Linked DNA regions of Homo sapiens: region 1 is linked to region 2. A link is a contact called in ENCODE Hi-C data. All regions are on one chromosome and are shown on one strand. The core of a region is the stretch at or near the end of the contact, and the rest is flanking DNA. Distances in the headings are between cores, read along the strand shown.

Region 1 (5,312 bases), core at 1,730-4,229, 51 kb after region 2:
TGCCTGGCTTCATTTGCAATAGATTCCTGCCTCTCCCAGTTTCTGGGAGTTCTGGGCACTTCTTGACACCCCTTGGCTTCTAGCTGCATCCTTCTGATCTCTGCCTCCATCTCTGCATGGCATTCAGGGTCCTCTCTGTGTCTGTGTTCTAATGTCCCCCTTCTTTTAAGGACATAAGTGGTCCATGGATTTAGGGCCCACACCCTAATCTACTATGACCTCATCTTAACTGGATCATATCTAAAGAGACTCTATCTCCAAAGAAGGTCACATGCAAAGGCTCCAGGTGGTGTGAATTTGGGGGGAGAGTGTTCAACCCAGGGCATATCTCGAGCAAGGAAAACAAGGGGACCCCCAGGCCCTGGGGGGGGCCTCCCAGTAGAGCCCCTGCTCAGGCAGCAAGCACAGTGATGCAGGGGCCTCAGGCTTCCTCTCCTTGACTGAGGCACAAGACAACTTTTGGGGCTAAATATCATGCAGATTCATTAAGGAAACATTTATCAAGTGCTTATTGTGTGCCTGTCATTGGCTAAGAGATGCTCACTGGGAGGTGGAGGTTCAGCATTGCAGGAAATACAGTCCTTGGCCTCAGTGGGTTTTCAACATTTCCCCTAAGTAAACTGCATTCGACTATTAATACCAAAAACAGCCACAAAGAGAAGCACTCTGACGGTTCTTCCAATTACTAACATTTGTTGTTTGGTCACGCGTGGCCACAAAAAAATGCCCTAAATTCATAATTTTTAAAAATTTATATCATTGAAAAGATAAAATGCATTCTTTGGAAATACTAGGCCTGTTGACAGAGCAGCTCTGTGAATGAGAGGCTGACGCCCAGTGGACGTCTAGCCGCTCCTTTCGTCTCAGAATATTGGAGTGAGGGAGTGAGGGAAACAATATTCCTAAATACAACACAAGGTTTTAAGATATCATAACCCCTTCTTTGCATTCAAAGGAAACAGAAAGACAAGGTTATGAACCTGAAGTTGTATTAGGAAAAAGTATACCTTCTGAAAATACCAATTAGAATCCCAGAGTCATGGCCCATTGTTCTGATAATGTCCCAAATTCTTACGAAGAGGCACAAAGTACGCACATGTCAAGAGAAACTCTGTTATTGAGCCCTGGAGTTCCATGTTAGATTGAATAACCTGAAGACAAGTTAGTGCTATTGTGTCTTTTGTTTGGACCTAAAGTCTTAAGCCTTGTTCATAGCCCTTCAGCGTTCAGTCACATTCATCTTCCTGTATATCTTCTCCTTCCTTCGTTCCTTCTTTCCTTCCTTCCTCCCTTCCTTTCTTCCTTCCTTCCTTTCCTCCCTCCCTTCCTTCCTTTTGTCCCTCCCTCCCTCCCTTCTTTCCTTCCTTCCTCCCTCCCTCCCTCCCTCCTGTACTCCCTCCCTCCCTCCTGTACTCCCTCCCTCCCTCCCTCCCTCCCTCCTGTACTCCCTCCCTCCCTCCCTCCCTCCCTCCCTCCCTCCTGTACTCCCTCCCTCCTGTACTCCCTCCCTCCCTCCTGTACTCCCTCCCTCCTGTACTCCCTCCCTCCCTCCTGTACTCCCTCCCTCCCTCCCTCCTGTACTCCCTCCCTCCCTCCTGTACTCCCTCCCTCCCTCCCTCCTGTACTCCCTCCCTCCTGTACTCCCTCCCTCCTGTACTCCCTCCCTCCCTCCTGTACTCCCTCCCTCCCTTTCTTCCTCCCATCTTTCCTCCCTCGCTGCTTTCCTTCCTCCCTCCCTCCCTTCTTCTCCAATCATACTTTTCCTCAATTTGCCTTTTTTTCACACTCACACTTAGACCTGCTTCAGCCTCCTGCATTCTTAACGCTGCTTAGCGCCCCAGACAGCTCAAGGCCAGAGACAGTCGCCCAGCCCAGTGCTTCTCACTTCCACCTGCCCACAAATGACCTGCACACCTTGTGGAAGTGCAGATCTCATCTCAGCACATCTGGGGTGGGCCTGAGAATCTGCATTTTTAACAAGCTCCTGCTGTGTGGCCCACACGGGAGCAAAGAGGGAGATTGCTTGGGCAGCCCCTGGCCCCTCGTGATGCTCAGGTTCTTTTCTTTTCCTGTCATCGTAGAGAAGGCACACATGAGTCTGGTGGGGTGAAGTCCTAGCATGCGAGAAGGTGTGAACAGGGAGACACAGCATCGCGAGGGTGGTGTTCCGACAGCGCAGTCCTGAACCAGGTTGAGGCGGGAGCCGGCTGGCTGGTTTGCTTCTCTCCAGGTTGAGAACCCAGCAGAGACCGACCGAGGGGATGCAGCGCACAGTCATGAGATGAGCCTTCACGTCTCCCGATGGGGACCCCAGAGGTGTTCTCTGGACACTCACACACGCACCAGGGAACAGGGGGCTCCACGTGCACACCTTGGCTGGCTGGGTGTTTTTTTTTTCCATTCCCGGGTCCCATCTGGATGGAGAACATCTCTCAGAGCAGAGTGGCACTTCCAGCAACCAATGAATACCCCAATTAACCTCATGCCAGATATCTGAAAGGGTCATTTGAGACATTAAAGAGACATTTTGTTCATTATGATCAAAAGCTTCTCTACTTGAAGGCAGACCACACACCACGATTCATGCTAAGGTCACTTAGAAAATAAAGAAGTGGTAGACCGAGGTGGGCAGATCACTTGAGGTCAGGAGTTTGAGACCAGCCTGACCAACATGGTGAAACCCTGTTTCTGCTTAAAATACAAAAATTAGCCAGGTGTGGGGGCTCCTGCCTGTAATCCCAGCTACCCAGGAAGCTGAGGCAGGAGAATCACTTGAACCCAGGAGATGGAGGTTGCAGTGAGCTGAGATGGCGCCACTGCACTCCAGCCTGGGGGACAGAGCGAGACTCCATCTCAGAAAAAAAAAGAAAAAGAAAAAAGAAAATAAAGAAGAAACATTGAAAAAGCCAAGTGACTGTTCCCAAAGAAGGTACAGTACAGCAGGACTGAGAGTGCCTCCTTGCCTGAGTCATCGCTGACTCACCACCCACATCTTCCTGACGCTTAAATTATGTTCTCGAAAGGCCAGCTCCTCGGAGGCATCGGATCCAAACTGCTGGCAGCATTTACAGCCTGTGACACTTGAAGTTGAAATGATAGAGCACTACTTAAGCATCGCAAATTCAGAATAATCTGTTTGGATGACAGACCCCTTTCCTTCCAATCCAATGGCAGTGTCTTTTAGATTTCTTTAATCAGAATATTTTCTTAAAATTAGTAATGAAGTGATTACAATATTATAATTAATACTATTTGCAAATGGTTATAAAATAAATGCAAATAGTTTCTGTTATCATTGCTCTTCTTCTTTCTCTTCCGATAGTGATAAATCTGGGACATTCTCTTTTTTTTGAGACACAGTCTCACTCTGTCACCCAGGCTGGAGTGCAGTGGCACGATCTCAGTTCACTGCAACCTCCACTTCCCGGGTTCAAGTTGTTCTCCCGCCTCAGCCTCCCTACTAGTAGCTGGAACTACAGGCGCGTGCCACCATGCCTGTCTAATTTTTGTATTTTTCTTAGAGACAGAATTTCACCTCGTTGGCCAGGCTGGTCTTGAACTCCTGACCTCAAGCCATCCACCCACCTTGGCTCCCAAAGTGCTGGGATTACAGGTGTGAGCCACTGTGCCCAGCCAATCTGGGCCATTCTTGACTGCTACAGAGAAAAAGCAAGATGAAAAGGAAGATGTCAGCGAATTGCTGTTTTTTGGCTGCTTAGAATGAGAAATTTACAAGGCTAGGATCCCAGGCTGAATTTTCTTATGGGCACTGTGATCCTGTGTCCCATATTTTTTGAGGCAGTCATAATTTCAAATGTTCTCTTTTGTTATTTTTATCAATACATTATAGTGTGTCAGACTGTGAATCTCCACTTTTATTGGACACTTTATCTAAGGATATGTGCCCCGAGCAAAGAGATGTGTCAGGTCTTTCATCAAGAAGCCTGGGGAGCAAGTACAAACAGATCAAAGCAAGTATGTCCTCACCACCTCCAGGCACACACCTGGATGGCGCATCCACAGTACCATCTTCCTATGGAAAAGAAGTTTGCAAAAACAAGTCTGGCAAATGGGATATCAAAGTGGTACGGTCTGGCCAACATGGTGAAATCCTGTCTCTACTAAAAATACACAAATTAGCTGTTTGTGGTGGCGTGCACCTGTAATCCCAGCTACTGGGGAGGCTGAGGCAGGAGAATCACTTGAACCCGGGAAGACAGATGTTGCAGTGAGCCGAGATCGCGCCACTGCACTCCAGCCTGGGTGAGGCAGCGAGACCCTGTGTGAAAAAAAAAAAAGTGGAAAAGTAAAGTAAAAAAAGTTATTTTCACTGGGTTGGAAAAATTTGATGTGGAAAGAGAAAGCTGTAAATTTCCAGCTAATTGGTGGAGTCTCTAATAGGAATGGCTGAAATGTTAATGACAGACTCCCAGTAATTCCCATGAATCAAAAAGAACTTTTTTTTTTTTTTTTGAGACAGTCTTGCTCTGTCGCCCAGGCTGGAGTGCAGTGGTGTGATCTCGGCTCACTGCAACCTCCGCTTCCTGGGTTCAAGTATTCTCTGCCTCAGGCTCCCGAGTAGCTGGGATTACAGGCACCCACCACCACGCCAGGCTAATTTTTGTATTTTTAGTAGAGATGGGGTTTCACCATCTTGGCCAGGCTGGTCTTGAACTCCTGACCTCGTGATCCACCTGCCTCGGTCTCCCAAAGTGCTGGGATTACAGGTGTGAGCCACCACGCCAGGCCAAATCAAAAAGAACTTTGAAGAAGCAAGTATGTGTCACAAAAGCTGTATGATATATGCACACGTCATTACATGGACACACTTGAACATGTATCTCCAATCAAGAAACTTTCAAAACGGGAAGTACAGGTTATTTTACCAACATACCAGAAACTGCGTATTTCAGCTCACATTCTTTTTTTCTTTTTTTTGAGATAGTCTCTCTGTGTCGCCCAGGCTGGAATGCAGTGGGGCAATCTTGGCTCACTGCAACCTCCGCCTCCTGGGTTCTCACCGTTCTCCTGCCTCAGCCTCCCGAGTAGCTGGGACCCCAGGCACCCGCAACAGCGCTTGGCTAGTTTTTTGTGTTTTTAGTAGAGACGGGGTTTCACCGTGTTAGCCAGTATGGTCTCGATCTCCTGACCTCGTGATCCACCTGCCTTGGCCTCCCAAAGTGCTAGGATTACAGGCGTGAGCCACTGTGCCCAGCCTCAGCGCACATTCTTGATGAAGGCAACATGCTGCATGTAACATTCAAATTACTTTTTGAAAATACTGTTATATCACAGCTAGGTACAATATTCGT
Region 2 (4,590 bases), core at 1,554-4,053:
GCAACTATGGTTTCATTATCCTAAAAAAAAAAAAAAAAAAGGAAATACTTAAAGATACTTTTAAAACTTGGTTTAGGTCGAATGCCTTAAAAAACAGCTTTCCTTTCAGGCCCCAAAGCTTGAGATTCTAAGCTGGAGAGTCAGCAAAGAGTGCCCAGAGACTTGGTTCTCCCGGAACCTCCGCCCCCTCTCCCACCCAGTGAGGGCCATCAGGTGAGAATGATTCATTTCTCACTTGAATAGACCCTTTAAATAAAGATGAGTCATTTTTCTGAGAATAAGTCCTTGACATCAAATTGTACAATCTGTTGCCTTTCTAAACACCTCAGTTTAAGGGAAGCAGAATGACTTCAATATCAGGGTTTGTAACAGGCACACAGAAGGGGCAGGGGGTGGGGCCTGGGGGAGGACTGAAGACCCTTTGGTGAGTTTCAGGAGGTAAATAATGACTTACCAGAACGACAGCATGGCTGCCTTCCCTGTGAAAAGCCAGTGTTGAAACATGAGTGTTTGTTCATCTGCAGCCTTGGGCTGTGGTGTCTGCAGTGTTTAATAAGTCATTTTTAATTAGCTTCCATCCACCGTGGTGCGTGGCTGGCTGTCTTCGCACAGCTCTCCGGGGCTGTCTCCAGGAGGCCCTATTTTATTGGCCATTGATGCCATGTCTGCTCAGAGATACAATCAGAAAATATGATTGGTGTTCCCGCATGACACACAGGAGGAGGCACGGATGGCATTACACAAACGGCCCAACAGGCCGGGCGCGGTGGCTCACGCCTGTAATCCCAGCACTTTGGGAGGCCATGGGGGGCGGAAGACCTGAGCCTGGGCAATATAGCAAAACACCGTCTCTATAAAAAATACAAAAATTAGCCAGGTGTGGGGATGTGTGCCTGTAGTCTCAGCTGCTTGGGAGGCTAAGGTGGGAGGATCACCTGAGCCCGGGAGATTGAGGCTGCAGTGAGCCAAGATCATGCCACTGCACTCTAGCCTGGGCAACAGAGCAAGACCCTGTCTCAAAAAAAAGCAGCCCAGCAGGTGACAGGGTGAGCATGGTGGGATTTATCATGAGCAGTACCCTGACCTGTCCGAGGGCACAGCATACCATTATCTAAATGACCAAGGTCCGGAAACTCTTTCGTTCCTGACTTTTCAGTGGTTAGAAGGTGCCAGAGACCAGCTACCTAAGAAGGGAACTGGCCAATTCCCAGGAGGAAAATACTGCCTGCCACTGCACTCAATTGGGGCAGCCATGGCTGAACAAAGCAGGAAGGAGCTGATGGGCGTGAAAAAGGACTGGACTGGAAGTGAGGACCCCAGCTGTCCAGCACATTTCTCAGGGAAGACTCACATGGCACAGCCCAATGCTGGTGTTCTTGTCAAGTGAAGAGTGGGAGTGTCCCGCAGCCCCGGGAGAATAATCTACTTGAGTCCCTGTTTTAAGGGGCATTACTGAGGGGATTCTGCTCCCTGAGCTCCTAGAGGTCTGAGAGCAAAACCATGCAGTGTTGTGTTTGCATTCACAGAGAGCAGGGAATAGAAATGTCTGTCTGCCTTCCCCTCACCCCAAAACCAGAATGCCATCCTCCTAGTGTGTCTGCTGCACTCATGGCAGCAGGAGGAGCAGAAGCAGCCGGGGGTGCTGCTGAGCCCCCACTCCTCCCCACCTCCCCGCACCCGTCCACCTGCAGCAGGGATGGCATGGAAAACCCGACATTTCATAAAGATTCAGCAAGGTCCTGTCAAAGCCCAGGGGAAGCCATATTCAGGGAGGGGGTCAATGTCTGGGAGGAATACAATTCCCAAAAGAGACTGAGAGTGAAGCCTGTGGGTCGGAGGGTGAATGAGAGAGGCTGGCGTATTTGGGAATCAAAGGTGTCAAGGTTTCTTGAGGCTCCTGTCCCTGTCTGTCTGCTTCCTTTCTCTCCGTTCCACCTCTTAGCCCCTGTGAGCAGAGACAGCTGGGGCCCCAGGCTGGTATGATGAGCAAGGGTATAGTTCCCTTCCCTGGGTGCCTTGTCCATTCATGTGTGTGCGTGCACTCCGGAGCTCCTCACCACCCAACCCTCTCTCCTCGTGGTTTTCCCAGTGTGGAGATTAGCCCTCGCCACTGACACGCTGAATAATGCCTTCCTGCCCACCCTCTCCAGGTCGCCTCCTCCCCACGTGAAGCCACTCCCCAAGGGCTCATCTTTGAAAGACTTTTTAAGGTGCACGTGTCATTTTCACATTTGCTCACATTGCACAAAGACCTAGTTGAGGAAACGAAAACTGCTATGATTTATGCTAATGAGATGAATTGCATTCCAAATGTATCTCAACCAGAACACACTTCGCAGTAACACGCATGAAAAGGAAACGTGTTCTATCTAGGAATCCCTGTGTTATTTCACTGATCTGCATGTTGTACCCGAGGGCATCTAGCAATGTGCTAATACCTAATTCAGGAAATCTGGATTGAACATGGGCACCTGTGAAGAAGTGGAAACGGCAGTGGAGCTAAGACATACAGCAAAGAGAGCCTGTTTTGTTATAAACAGCTAAATCTGGAAGTCAATGTTTTGTGTTTCTTGCAGAAGTCATACTTTTATCCTGTCATTATGCAAAAGTGCTGATTCATGTTTAGTGCCACAAAATCTACCTTTAAAGTGGAATATTTTGAAAGGTTGTGTTAAAATGACTCTCAAATCTCTTCCAAAAACTAGCTGCTAAGCAGGAGTTCTCAAGGTAGAAGTTGGAATTACCCAACCACCACCCTGATGGGATGCTCTCTGAATGCAGATGGAAACGATGACTTAACTGCAGCTTCGGATGCATCAGACACAAACGCTGGATAAAGCTGCTCATTCACATAAAGCACCACCTGCTGCCGCTACCTGGAATATCCACACTGGATAACTCGAAGCTTGGTGGAAACAGAGGTTGGAAAAAGCAGAAAATAAAACAAAGGGATGGAAGATGGGTGCTCTGAATTCCATTTCCTTAGAAACCAACAAGAGCTCCTTCAGTATGTCGTGGACACCTTCAGTTGAGCACAGCTCAGGCACCGCAAGGACACTCCGCTCATGTAAGTTGGCCTTAGTAGGTTTTTCTTCCATGAGTGAATTTCTATTCAGAGCAAGTAAAACACAGCCTGTGACACTGTTTGTCCCGAATGTCAACAGCGCTCTCTGTGATCAGCCCGTTGTACGAGGTGTTGGAATACATGAACAACGCAAACGGAATATCTCGTCTCTCATTTCTGTCTTTAATCATTGGCTGCCTCCACTCCAGTTACACCTGGGCCGTGCTCTGATCTGCAGGTTTAACTCCAGGGGAAACTTCACCTGTTTGATGACAGCCGTCAAGTGAACCAGATGTTACCTCTAGTAAGAAAGGATGGGCAGGTAGAGTGTGATGTCTGGGGTGCTCCTGACTCAGGGCGGCCTCCCTGGCTCCCCTCACCCAGTTGGACCTGGGTGCCCTTGTCCTACTCTTCTATAGCATCCTTGGCTTTTCCTTCATGGTGCCCATCACACATTCCAGCGAGACACGGATTTGTGGGATTATTTGCACCGGGTGAAGTTGGCCTGTTCCACTAGTTTCCTGACTCCAGGAGCTCAGAGCTTTTGTCATTCTTTCTTCACTCTGTGCATGTAACACACAAGAGACGTTTCCTGAATGAAGGGCCCCTGATGCTGTGGCACAAATAACAAAACATTGGGAAGTAGTACGTCTTGCCAGCCCTACTGCTGGCCCTGAATGACTGGAACCAGTGCTTCAATTTTAAACATTTGATTGACAAGTTATTTTCAGCAGTTTGCCCTCAAAAGATGACCTTGTGTCGTTTACTTCTAACCTGATCTGGGCTTAGCGTATCTACTCATTCCTTAGGTCAGCCACAGCCTCATAAGCAGCTACGTTCAATCAGTCGTCACAGCCCTGGGCACAGACTTTCTCAGCAAGAGTAATTTTCTCACTTATGCTAACAATTTGACTTCTTCAAACGCGTACTCTTTTTTTTTTTTTTTTTTTTTTTTTTTGAGACGGTGTCTCATTATGTTGCCCAGGCTGGACTTGAACTCCTGGGCTCAAGCAATCCTCTGCCTCAGCTCCAGACTAGCTGGGACATAGATGCATGTCACCGTGCCCAGCTCAAAAGCGTACTTTTACCTACACTGATGATATCAAGACATGATAGAACAAAAAGCATATTTCCTGAGTGATTTTTTAAAAATTTCAACCGCCTGTACACAGACTGTAACACCAGCAGTCGTGAGGAAGTGCTTGGGACTTGCCGGTTCTCAGACTTGCCTCTTGCCAGGGAGGAGACCCCATCTAATAACAAATGTCTTTCCCTAATGAAGTCCAGAACCAGATCTTTCATGGACCTAGATTTTACCTGCAGAGATGTGGAACAGCCACAGTTGGAAAACCATGAGTGCTTGATGTTAAATGAAGGCAACACTCCTCAATTCTGAGATTGTTTATATTGTTTTGGGAATGTAATCGTTGGAGAAAACATTTCTCAGCCTGGTCACAAACCGTCCCTCCCACAACAACAACAATGGAGTATAAGAAGTACAGTTTTACAGAGTATTTTGGGGGCTT

Evidence for each region. A loop is a pair of places that touch in the nucleus more often than their neighbours do.
Region 1: a map of endothelial cell of umbilical vein shows a loop between it and region 2 (4-fold over the local background). The contact joins the enhancer-like site here to the promoter of LINC01879 in region 2. A Hi-C loop is called at or near these places in 3 of 168 maps with a recorded cell type or tissue (DLD1, endothelial cell of umbilical vein and pancreas).

Annotation. Positions count from the first base shown.
Region 1 is chr18:76,737,597-76,742,908 of GRCh38, forward strand. No RefSeq gene overlaps it. Among named protein-coding and RNA genes, the nearest start is that of LINC01879, 50 kb to the left of the region's middle. Within about 2 kb of position 2,980, at least 3 of the 41 ENCODE cell types and tissues checked have a DNase peak (open chromatin) inside an H3K27ac peak, as active enhancers do.
Region 2 is chr18:76,687,226-76,691,815 of GRCh38, forward strand. LINC01879 (long intergenic non-protein coding RNA 1879) reads left to right here and starts at 2,804. Exons shown (of 2, transcript NR_122073.1): 1 at 2,804-4,590. It overlaps LOC105372212 (a long non-coding RNA gene), which reads right to left and starts at 198. Exons shown (of 3, transcript XR_935657.4): 1 at 1-198. RefSeq lists enhancers at 1-199, 211-1,187.